Linked DNA regions of Mus musculus: region 1 is linked to region 2. Evidence: chromatin loops called from intact Hi-C (ENCODE). Cell type or tissue: left cerebral cortex. All regions are shown on one strand. Links, peaks and the distances in the headings refer to the core of each region. The heading gives the core; the rest is flanking DNA.

What was found. Peaks named below come from ENCODE experiments on the same cell type or tissue, not always from the same donor. Only the 100,000 strongest peaks of a DNase experiment are listed, where the experiment ranks them.
Region 1: a loop joins it to region 2, with 3 times the contacts of the local background. A loop is called at or near these places in 8 of 42 quality-filtered maps.

Annotation. Positions count from the first base shown.
Region 1 is chr7:3,818,156-3,823,537 of GRCm38, reverse strand. It overlaps Gm15448, which reads left to right. Exons shown (of 9, transcript XM_017312410.2): 5 at 207-491; 6 at 616-924; 7 at 1,152-1,454; 8 at 1,712-2,014. Among named protein-coding and RNA genes, the nearest start is that of Gm15448, 4.9 kb to the left of the region's middle. In left cerebral cortex, for the core only: no CTCF peak of the experiment used is centred there; a DNase peak (open chromatin) is centred at 2,702.
Region 2 is chr7:3,900,805-3,906,186 of GRCm38, reverse strand. No RefSeq gene overlaps it. Among named protein-coding and RNA genes, the nearest start is that of Gm14548, 5.4 kb to the right of the region's middle. In left cerebral cortex, for the core only: a CTCF peak has its summit at 2,255 (motif pointing right); no DNase peak of the experiment used is centred there.

The sequences.
Region 1 (5,382 bases), core at 256-5,255, 83 kb after region 2:
TCTCTGAAACAGAGGAGCAGTGAATCTGGGAGAGAAGGGAGGTGGGGAGGACTGTGTCATATCAGGAAAGAGGGAAGAATGGGAAGTTGTCTTCTGGTGAATTGTATGGGAGAAGGATGAAAACGACAAAGGCAACATCTTCTGGTGGGACATTCTCTGTGCCACTTTCCAACACACCCATGTGCTTCACTCTGACTTCTATGTAGGTAATCTCCAAAAACCAACCATCAAGGCTGAACCAAGCTCTGTGATCACCTCCGAAAGAGCAATGACCATCTGGTGTCAGGGGAACCTGGATGCAGAAGTATATTTTCTGCATAATGAGAAAAGCCAAAAAACAGAAAGCACACAGACCCTACAGCAGCCTGGGAACAAGGGCAAGTTCTTCATCCCTTCTGTGACACAACAACATGCAGGGCAATATCGCTGTTATTGTTACAGCTCAGCTGGTTGGTCAGAGCCCAGTGACACCCTGGAGCTGGTGGTGACAGGTGAGGAGACAGTCAGATTTTCAACCCCAGGCTCTGCTCTCAGGACTATTCCTTCCCACAGAGTATCCCAAGAGAACACTGGGATGGTGTGAGACATGTAAGAGACGACCTCCTTCTCTTTTAGGAATCTATGAACACTATGAACTCAGACTGTCAGCACTGCCCAGCACTGTGGTGACAGCAGGAGGAAACATGACACTCCACTGTGCCTCACACAGTCACTATGATAAATTCATTCTCATGAAGGAAGATAAGAAATTCACCAACTCACTGGACACAGTTTATATATCTTCTAGTAGACAGTACCAAGCCCTGTTTATTATAGGACCCACAACCCCAACCCACACAGGGACATTCAGATGTTACGGTTACTACAAGAATGCACCACAGCTGTGGTCAGTACCTAGTGATCTCCAACAAATACTCATCTCAGGTAAGTCCCCACTATCATTCTCCAAACATTTTCTGAGGCCCTAAGCCCTTTGCCACAGGCCTGCCCCTCTGCTGAGTTGCAGGTAGAGAAGGACAAAATGGAGAGCCTGTGTTCTCGAACACAGCCCTGATTGGGGAGAAGAGGGGACATGCATAGGGGCAGGAGGGGAGGGCAAATGTGTTTGGTAAGAACCAAACCTCAGTCTCTAGCTGTCACCTTCCCTCTAGGGCTGTCCAAGAAGCCCTCTCTGCTGACTCACCAAGGCCATATCCTGGACCCTGGAATGACCCTCACCCTGCAGTGTTTCTCTGACATCAACTATGACAGATTTGCTCTGCACAAGGTGGGGGGAGCTGACATCATGCAGCACTCTAGCCAGCAGACTGACACTGGCTTCTCTATGGCCAACTTCACACTGGGCTATGTGAGTAGCTCCACTGGAGGCCAATACAGATGCTATGGTGCACACAACCTTTCCTCTGAGTGGTCAGCCTCTAGTGACCCCGTGGACGTCCTGATCCTGATCCCAGGTGAGTAGCTTAACAGACTCTGTCAGGAACCTAGTCTCTGCTCAGGCTCTCATGGGGGATAAGGGGGGAGAGGGCTGGGGAGCTTATGGCTAGGATGGATACGGGAATCCTAAGCAGGAGTGGACACTAGATGAGGAGAACAGGAGTTGAGCTCAGTCAGAGAAAAGAGACAGAGACCCAGGTTCTCAGGGTGGAGTCATGTGTGATTCGAGCTCAGAACAAGGAAGCTAGCCTCTCATCATGCCTCTTCTCTTTAGGACAGCTCCCTATCACTCCTTCCCTCTTAGTGAAGCCTAACCACACAGTGCACTCAGGAGAGACCGTGAGCCTGCTGTGTTGGTCAATGGACCCTGTGGAGACTTTCATTCTGTCCAAGGAGGGATCAGCCCAGCAACCCCTGCGACTAAAATCGAAGTCCCATGATCAGCAGTCCCAGGCAGAATTCTCCATGAGTGCTGTGACCTCCCATCTCTCAGGCACCTACAGGTGCTATGGAGCTCAAGACTCATCTTTCTACCTCTTGTCATCTGCCAGTTCCCCTGTGGAGCTCACAGTCTCAGGTGAGGTGATCCTGACATGTCAGAGTGACTTACAATTAACACTGTATCAGGGCTCTTACTGGGGTGGGATTAAGGGCACAAATGGAATGGTTGGACATAAGGCACATTCCTGAGCAAATAACTGGATACCAGCAATGACCCTTCATGTAATATTCACTCACTGTGACGAGTTAGGAGGGCATATGTAGGGGAGACAGCAGGAAGAACAGCCTCTTCTTGTTCTGTTTCCTAGGAACCATTGAATCCTCCACCTGGTCTCCCAAAAGGCCCATCCCACCAATTCGTAAGTATCACACACATCTTTGTAGGAAATGTGCTGCAAACACAGGCAGCCTAACAACCAGCTCCTGTTAATGACACTTCTCGTTTCTCAGTCATGTCAGCTTGGGAGTATCAAAGACCAGCAAATTTCCCAAAAGAGAAACCAGAGGCTGGGGCTTAACTGTTGGGCTACAGAAGGTAGCATCCAAAGAGAGGCATTGAGCCTCCACTTGGATGATTAGATAGCTGGGTAAGATTGTGAGCAAAGAACCAGAAAGTCACCTCCCCATAATATCCCTAAGAAACAAACATTTCCCCTGCATAGAATCTGTCCCGGGATTACTAACAAAGACTCTGTTGGAATGTAGGCTCAGATGGGTAAAGCTGCTTATAGCCTGATAAAGCTGCAGCTGGAGATCCTACTTGGACAGTCCCTTCAATTGCTGGGCTGCTCTTTCTCTGAGTATGAATGGGAGAAGCCTGGTTCACGTGTTGTTTTAGTTAGGGTTTCTATTCCTGCACAAACATCATGACCAAGAAGCAAGTTGGGGAGGTAAGGGTTTATTCAGCTTACACTTCCATACTTCTATTCATCACCAAAGGAAGTCAGGACTGGAACGCATGCATGTCAGAAAGCAGGAGCTTATGCAGAAGCCATGGAGGGATGTTCCTTACTGCCTTGCTTCCCCTGGCTTGCTCAGCCTGCTCTCTTATAGAACCAAGACTACCACCAGCCCAGAGATGGCACCACCCATGAGGGGCCTTTCCCCCTTGATCACTAATTGAGAAAATGGTTACAGTTGTATCTCATGGGGGCATTTCCTCAACTAAAGCTCCTTTCTCTGTGATAACTCCAGCTGTGTCAAGTTGACACAAAACTAGCCAGTACAATTGACACCTTGTCAACTTGACACACAAACACATCACAAGTAAGCCTCAACCCTTACATTTGTATTCATCCCCAAGGTCTAAACAACTTTAAATGTCCCACAATCTTTACATATTCTTAAAATTTCAATATCTTTAAAATATCCATCTCTTTTAAAATCCAAAGTCTTTTTACAATTAAAAGTCTCTTAACTGTGGGCTCCACTAAGTAGTTTCCTCCTTCAAGAGGGAAAGTATCAGGGCACAGTCACAATCAAAAGTAAAAATCAATCTCCAACTGTCCAATGTCTGGGATCCAACTCACGATCTTCTGAGCTCCTCCAAGGGCTTGGGTCACTTCTCCAGCCATGCCCTTTGTAGCACACGTGGCGTCCTCTAGGCTCCAGAGGCCTGTACTCCACTGCTGCTGCTCTTGGTGGTCATCTCATGGTACTGGCATCTCCAAAACTCTGCATGACCCCTTCAGTCCTGGGCCGTCAATTGCAACTGAAGCTGCACTTCACCAATGGCCTTCTATGGCCTCTCACAGTGTCGAGCCTCAGCTGCTCTGCATAACCCCTTCATGCCTTCAAAACCAGTACCACCTGGGTGACTCTTACACATTACCAAGTCCAGCCACAGCACAAGGTACAGCCTTGGCTATCTCTGGAACACAGCCTCTGTGCTTTCAGAAAACACTTCCCAGAAGATGTCACCTCAATGATGCTGGTCTCTTCTTAATCACTACTAATTTCTTAACTCCAACTAACCAGCATCAATAGTCCCAGTAATGCAAAGTTTTCGCTTTAGTAGTTCAGGTATCTTGTTAATAACAGCTGATTCTTCAGCCCCAGCTAACCAGAACCACAGAATCTTCCCAACCAAAGTAACAATGGCCCTGAAAAGAGTCGTTAATTTTCCCTCTGAAATTTCACAAGCCAGGACTCCATCTTCTGCACTGTTTTCAACATTATGTTCCAAGCTCCTACACAACATCTGACAGAGCTCTTAACACTGAATGGATCTTCTAGCCCAAAGTTCCAAAGTCCTTCCACAGTCCTCCCCAAAACATGGCTAGGTTGTCACAGGAATACCCCACTCCTGGTACTAATTTGTCTTAGTTAGGGTTTCTATTCCTGCACAAACATCATGACCAAGAAGCAACTTGGGGAGGAAAGGGTTTATTCAGCTTACACTTCCATACTGCTGTTCATCACCAAAGGAAGTCAGGACTGGACCTCAAGCAGGTCAGAAAGCAGGAGCTGATGCAGAACCATGGAGGGATGTTCTTTACTGGCTTGCTTCCCCTGGCTTGCTCAGCCTGCTCTCTTATAGTACCAAGACAACCAGCTGAGAGATAGCATCAAGCACAAGGGGCCTTTCCCCCTTGATCACTAATTGAGAAATGCCTTACAGTTGTATCTCATGGAGGCATTTCCTCAACTAAAGCTCCTTTCTCTTTGATAACTCCAGCTGTGTCAAGTTGACACACAAAACTAGCCAGTACACGTGTCTATGAATTTTTGGTAATGGTCGAAGCTGTTACCTCTCCTGAAAAAGGAGGTCCCCATAACCTAATTCTGCAGTTGGTCTAGACCACAGTCTACTGATGCATGGCAAGAGTGGGTCAAATAGCCATGGTGGGGGACTCAGGCTCCTTCAGTCTAGCTCATGGGGCATAATTCTAAGATCCTCTATGAGTCTGTGACATCCACCCTTAGGAGCATCTTCAGGTGCTATACATACCTATCTTCCAATGTGTTGTCATACAGCACTGACTCTGCAGTTCATGGTCAAAGGAAAGAAAATCTAAATCTTTCTGAGATAAAGGGGTGTCTCAGTATTTTCCATTTACAATAAATATTAGCTAGCATAGGGTTTAAAGCTGCAGAGTGTCAGTCAGATGGGTATTCACCCTCATGAGGGTGGGAGGCAACCTGAATCATTCTAGGGATGCTCCCTGCTAATGGAATCCAAAGATTTCATGTAGTTAGAAAAACCACCATGGGGAGGCCACAGACAGATATAGGATCCTATGCAGGGACTGGTTCCCATTGCCAACTTCTTCTCCTCACTCTCAAATAAACAATATTCACAGGATCCCTGTCAGACCCTCGCTCTCAGTGTAGCCATGGCCTATGGTGCCTCTGGGAGAGGTGTAATAATTACAAACACTGTTTAAACATGATGAAAACAGACTCAAATCCATACCTAATCCATGTCAGACAGAATTCTCTAAG
Region 2 (5,382 bases), core at 161-5,160:
GGAGGCACACTTAGAGCTATGAGTTTTCATCTTACCACTGCTTTCATTGTGTCCCATAAGTTTTGGTATGATGTGTTTTCACTTTCATTAAGTTCTAAAGAGCCTGTAATTTCTTTTCTTTATTTTCCTTGTTCAGCGTTGATATGTATGTGTGCTCTCTGTTGTTTTTGTTGGAATTTAAGACCAGGCTTAGTCCGAGATGATCTGATAGGGTTCATGAGATTATGTCAATGTTCTTGTATCTGTTGAGGCTTGTTTTGCAGCCAGTTATATGGTCATTTGTGGAGAAGGTACCTTGAGGAAGAAGGTATATTCTTTTGGTTTGGATTAAATGTTCTGTAAATATCTCTTAGATCCATTTGGTTCATAATTTCTGTTAGTTTCACTGTGTCTCTGTTTAGTTTCTGTTTCCATGATCTGTCCATTGCTGAGAGTGGAGTGTGGAAGTCTCCCACTATTATTGTGTGTGGTGTGCTGTGTGCTTTCAGCTTTAGTAAAGTTTCTTTTATAAATGTGGGTGCCCTTGCAATTGGGGCATAGATGTTCAGAATTGAGAGTTCATCTTGGTAGATTAATTCTTTAACCAGTATGAAATGTCCTTCCTTAACTTTTTTGATAACTGTTGGTTGAAAGTTGATTTTATTCGATATTAGAATGGCTACTTCAACTTGTTTTGGGAAACCGTATTCTTGGAAAATTGTTTTCCAACCTTTTACTCTGATGTAGTGTGAGCCTTTTCATACTGTCCTGTATGCATCAACATGCTGGGTCCTGTTTACATAACCAGTCTGTTAGTCTATGTCTCTTTATTGGGGAACTGAATCCACTGATGATAAGAGATATTAAAGAAAATTGATTGTTACTTCGTGTTGGTTTTGTTGTTACTTATGGAGTTATGTTTATGTGGCTATCTTCTTTGGGTTTTGCTGAAAGAATATTTTCTTGCTTTTTCTAGGGTGTAGTTTCCCTCTTTCTATAGGTGTTTTCAATCTTTTATCCTTTGTAGGACTGGATTTATGGAAAGATATTGTGTAAATTTGGTTTTGTCATGGAATATCTTGGTGTCTCCCTCTATGGGAATTGAGAGTTTTGCTGGGTATAGTGGACTGGGCTGGCATTTGTGTTCACTTAGGGTCTGTATAACATCTGTCCAGGATCTATCTTCTACCTTTAGTAGTGTCTGGTGAGAAGTCTGGTGTAATCATGATAAGTCTCCTTTATATGTTACTTGACCTTTTTCCCTTACTGCTTTTAACATTCTTTCTTTGTTTAGTGCATTTGCTGTTTTGATTATTATGTGATCGGTGGAATTTCTTTCCTGATCCAGTCTATTTGGAGTTCTGTAGGCTTCCTGTATGTTCATGGGCATCTCTTTCTTTAGGTTAGGGAAATTTTCTTCTATAGTTTTGTTGAAGATATTTATTTACCCTTTAAGGTGGGAATCTCCACTCTCTGCTATACCTATTATCCTTAGGTTTCATCTCTTCATTGTGTCCTGGGTTTCTTGAATGTTTTGGGTTAAGAACTTTCTGCTTTTTTTTCTTTCATTTTATTTGATGGTTATGTCAAGTTTTTCTATGGTATCTTCTGCACCTGATATACTCTCTTCTATGTCTTGTACTCTCTGGTGATGCTAGAATCTATGAATCCTGATCTCTTTCCTGGTTTTCTAACTCCAGGCTTGTCTTCCTTTGTGAATTCTTTGTTGTTTCTAGTGACATTTTTAGGTCTAGGATGGTTTTGTTCATTTCCTTCACCTGTTTGGTTGTGTTTTGCTATAATTCTTTATGGGACTTTGGGTTTCCTCTTTACCTGTATTCTCCTATATTTCTTTAATGAAGTTTTTTATGTCCTTCTTAACATCCTCTATCACCTTCATGGGAAGTGATGTTAGATCAGAATCTTGCTTTTCAGTAGGATGATGTATCCAGGTCTTGCTATGGTGGGAGAATTGGATTCTGATGATGTCAATTAACCTTGGTTTCTGTTGCTTATGTTCTTACATTGTCTCCCGCCATCTGATTATTTCTAGTGCTATCTGCCCTCACTATATCTAACTGGAGCCTGTCCTTCCTATGATCCTGGCACAATGGGAAAATGAACAAGACACAATGCCCTAAAGGGTTCATATCCACCAAAAAGTGTGATATCTCTGCCAGCTCTCTGCATCTGACACATCAGCACTATAGATGATGAGAGTCAGTGTTGAGAGACCATGTATGCCTCAAAGTCATCTGAGGCAAGTTCCTCACATGGAGATCATCTAACCACGAGAGGGCAGCATCTCTTCCTGCCTATGGGGAGGATAGTGTGACTGACCTCAAAACACTCTTTGTAATTCTTACCAGTGCAATGACATAACCCATCACTTACTATCAGGTCAAGAAAAACAGCTGGTCAGAAAAGAGACACCACAGTCATGTGACATACAGTTCTCAAGCATGAAAGTTCCCAAGGTTCATGAAATAGAGACTGGGTCAGAAATGGCACTTTACAATTGGATATAATGCAAAACTTGGGGTATGCCTCCGCTGTGAGAGCTTTTTAGTAAATATATTAATCATTAATTCTTGGAAGGCAAACAGAGGCATAAAATGTTGTTAACATTGTCCATCACATACTGTAGAGAACTTTTAGTTGTTGTTGTTTTGGGAAATGGCTGAATATACCCTGGGCTGATTCAAACCTCTGCTACTAAGTCCATGTGCTGGGGGATGAAATCCCACCTATGAGCAACCACATCACATCCATGCAGAGCTGGATATAAAACCCAGGCCTCTGAGGAAACCAAGAAAGTACTTTAACAACTTTTCTCATTTTTCATTTGATAGAGGGGCATGTATAGACAGCCACATAATAAGCAAGTGTGTACCTTTTCTAGGCTCAGTAACGAAAGGGGAAAAAACAAAGTAACCCCTATCTCATTACACTATGAGATAAACAGGACACATGTTACTCCTGGGCCCATCCTTCAAAGTGATGCTGAGTTAGAAGATTTCCCTCAAAGAACACATTCTTAGCACAGGATCATTACAAACGTGGAGGCTGAAAAATCCTAAGACATAGAGATGACAGATGACTACAGGAAGACTCCTCTGAGCGTGCTGAAAGCTTGCAGAGATGAGCTCACAGAGTTTGATAGTATCTAAAGCCCCATCAACAACCAATACAAACTAAACCCAGCATGGGGATGGAAAATATGAGATCCTACCCTTAGGTAGTGAGCTATTGGAACCTGAGAGCTCCGGCAAAGAGAGAGTCAGTTTTCACTTTGGGTGTGGCCAGTTATATAAGGACAGCACAAACTGGACTAAATGGTAGAAGGCAAGAGAAGATACTTAAGAGTGAAGGAAGGGCAATGGGAAAGAGAGAGAGTTAAATGAAACCACACGGCTTAATATTTTAAACAACTGATAGCTAAAATGAGGAAGAAAGAGAGAGATGGTATTCCATCAAAGATTGATAGCAGATACAAACTTACATTTCAGTGAGATTTGGAGTAATGCACTTGGTACACCAGAAGAAAAAATGGCTATCTGAGGACCAAAAAGCAAACAAACAAACAAACAAACAAAAACAAAAACAAAAATCAAGCAATTGACAAAAGATACTGTCATGAAGATTGACTCAGAAATAGAGAAGCAGCCCAATGGTTAAGAGGACTGATTGCTCTTGCAGAGGGCCTGAGTTCAAACCCAAGCACCTGTACTGTGATTCACAGAAAGTTGAGACCCAGGGAATGCAGTGATCTCTTCTGAACACAACATATTCAAGGCAAACATATGTTGTACACACACACACACACAAAAGCAAAATACTCATAGCTGTAAATTAAATAGATCTAAAATGAAATATTTAAAACATAAACACCCACACAAAACATGCCAGTCAGACATTCAGGAAGAGACACATAACAAGATGATTCAGACCACTCTAACCACTTTGACATTAAACAGAATACCTATCAATAAGGCATCAGCAAACACCACAAGCACAAGTTCACACCAAGTGCTCCATTATGAAAAAAGCCTCCAAGACACAAAGATCCCACAACAATCTCCAGGACAGGCCACTGCAGGTCACTGGACAGGTCTCTGGATTAAGAAATGAGCTCAGCTGAGCAGTGGTGGCACACACCTTTAATCCCAGCACTTGGGAGGCAGAAGCAGGTGGATTTCTGAGTTTGAGGCCACCCTGATCTACAAAGTGAGTTCCAGGACAGCCAGGGCTATACAGAGAAACCCTGTCTCCAAAAATGAAAAAAAAAAAAGAAAAGAAAAGAAATGAGCTCAGCTGGGAAGTTTTGGAGCACACCTTTAATCCCAGCACTTTGGATGCAGATGCAGGTGGATTTCTAAGTTCCAGGCCAGCCTCATCTACAGAGTGCGTTCCAGGACACCCAGGGCTATAGAGAGAAACCTTGTCTCCCAAACGTCCCCACCAAGAAGAAGAAGAAGAAGAAGAAGAAGAAGAAGAAGAAGAAGAAGAAGAGGAGGAGGAGGAGGAGGAGGAGGAGGAGGAGGAGGAGGAGGAGGAGGAGGAGGAGGAGGAGGAGGAGGAGGGAGAGGAGGAGGAGGAAGAAGAAGAAGAGGAAGAAGAAAAAGAAGAAGAAGAAGAAGAAGAAGAAGAAGAAGAAGAAGAAGAAGAAGAAGAAGAAGAAGAAGAAGAAGTGGTGGAGGAGGAGGAGGAGGAGGAAGAGGAAGAGAAAGAAGAAAAAAAGAAGAAGGAGGAGGAGAAGGAGAGGAAGAGGAAGAAGAAGGAGGAGGAGGAGGAGAAGGGGGAGAAGGAGAAGGAGGAGGAGGAGGAGGAGGAGGAGGAGGAGGAGGAGGAGGAGGAGGAGGAGGAGAAGGAGAAGGAGAAGAAGAGCTCACATCAGAAGAACCTCAGCCAGAAAGAGAAAAAAAATACACAAATTTATTAAATGAAAGGGGGAAATAAGAACTCTCATGGGATTGAACAGCATATTTCCAAACCAGAAGTGCAGGGGAAGAAACAAAAATACATTCAGGTTAGTAAGGAGGGTAAGCTGGTGAACATGGTAAGGAAAAGGGAAGATGTGGGGATAAAGACTCAATCAAAACACAGTATACACAGGAATGGGATTTATATAAACATAAAATTGTAAACACAGGCGGCAGTGTGGTGGCCCACATCTCTCATCCCTGCACTTTTGAACCATAGGGAGGAGACCTCTATGAAGGCCAGTTTAGACTGGTCTGCACAACCAGGTCCAAGTCAACCAAGACTACATAGCCAGAGACTGTCTCCATACAACCAAAAAGATAACTAAACCCATCAGCATAGGAAAAAGAAAATAGAGAAAAAATTAAAACGCCAAACATTGAAACCTACAGAGGAAATTTGGCTTGTAGCTCACAGGTA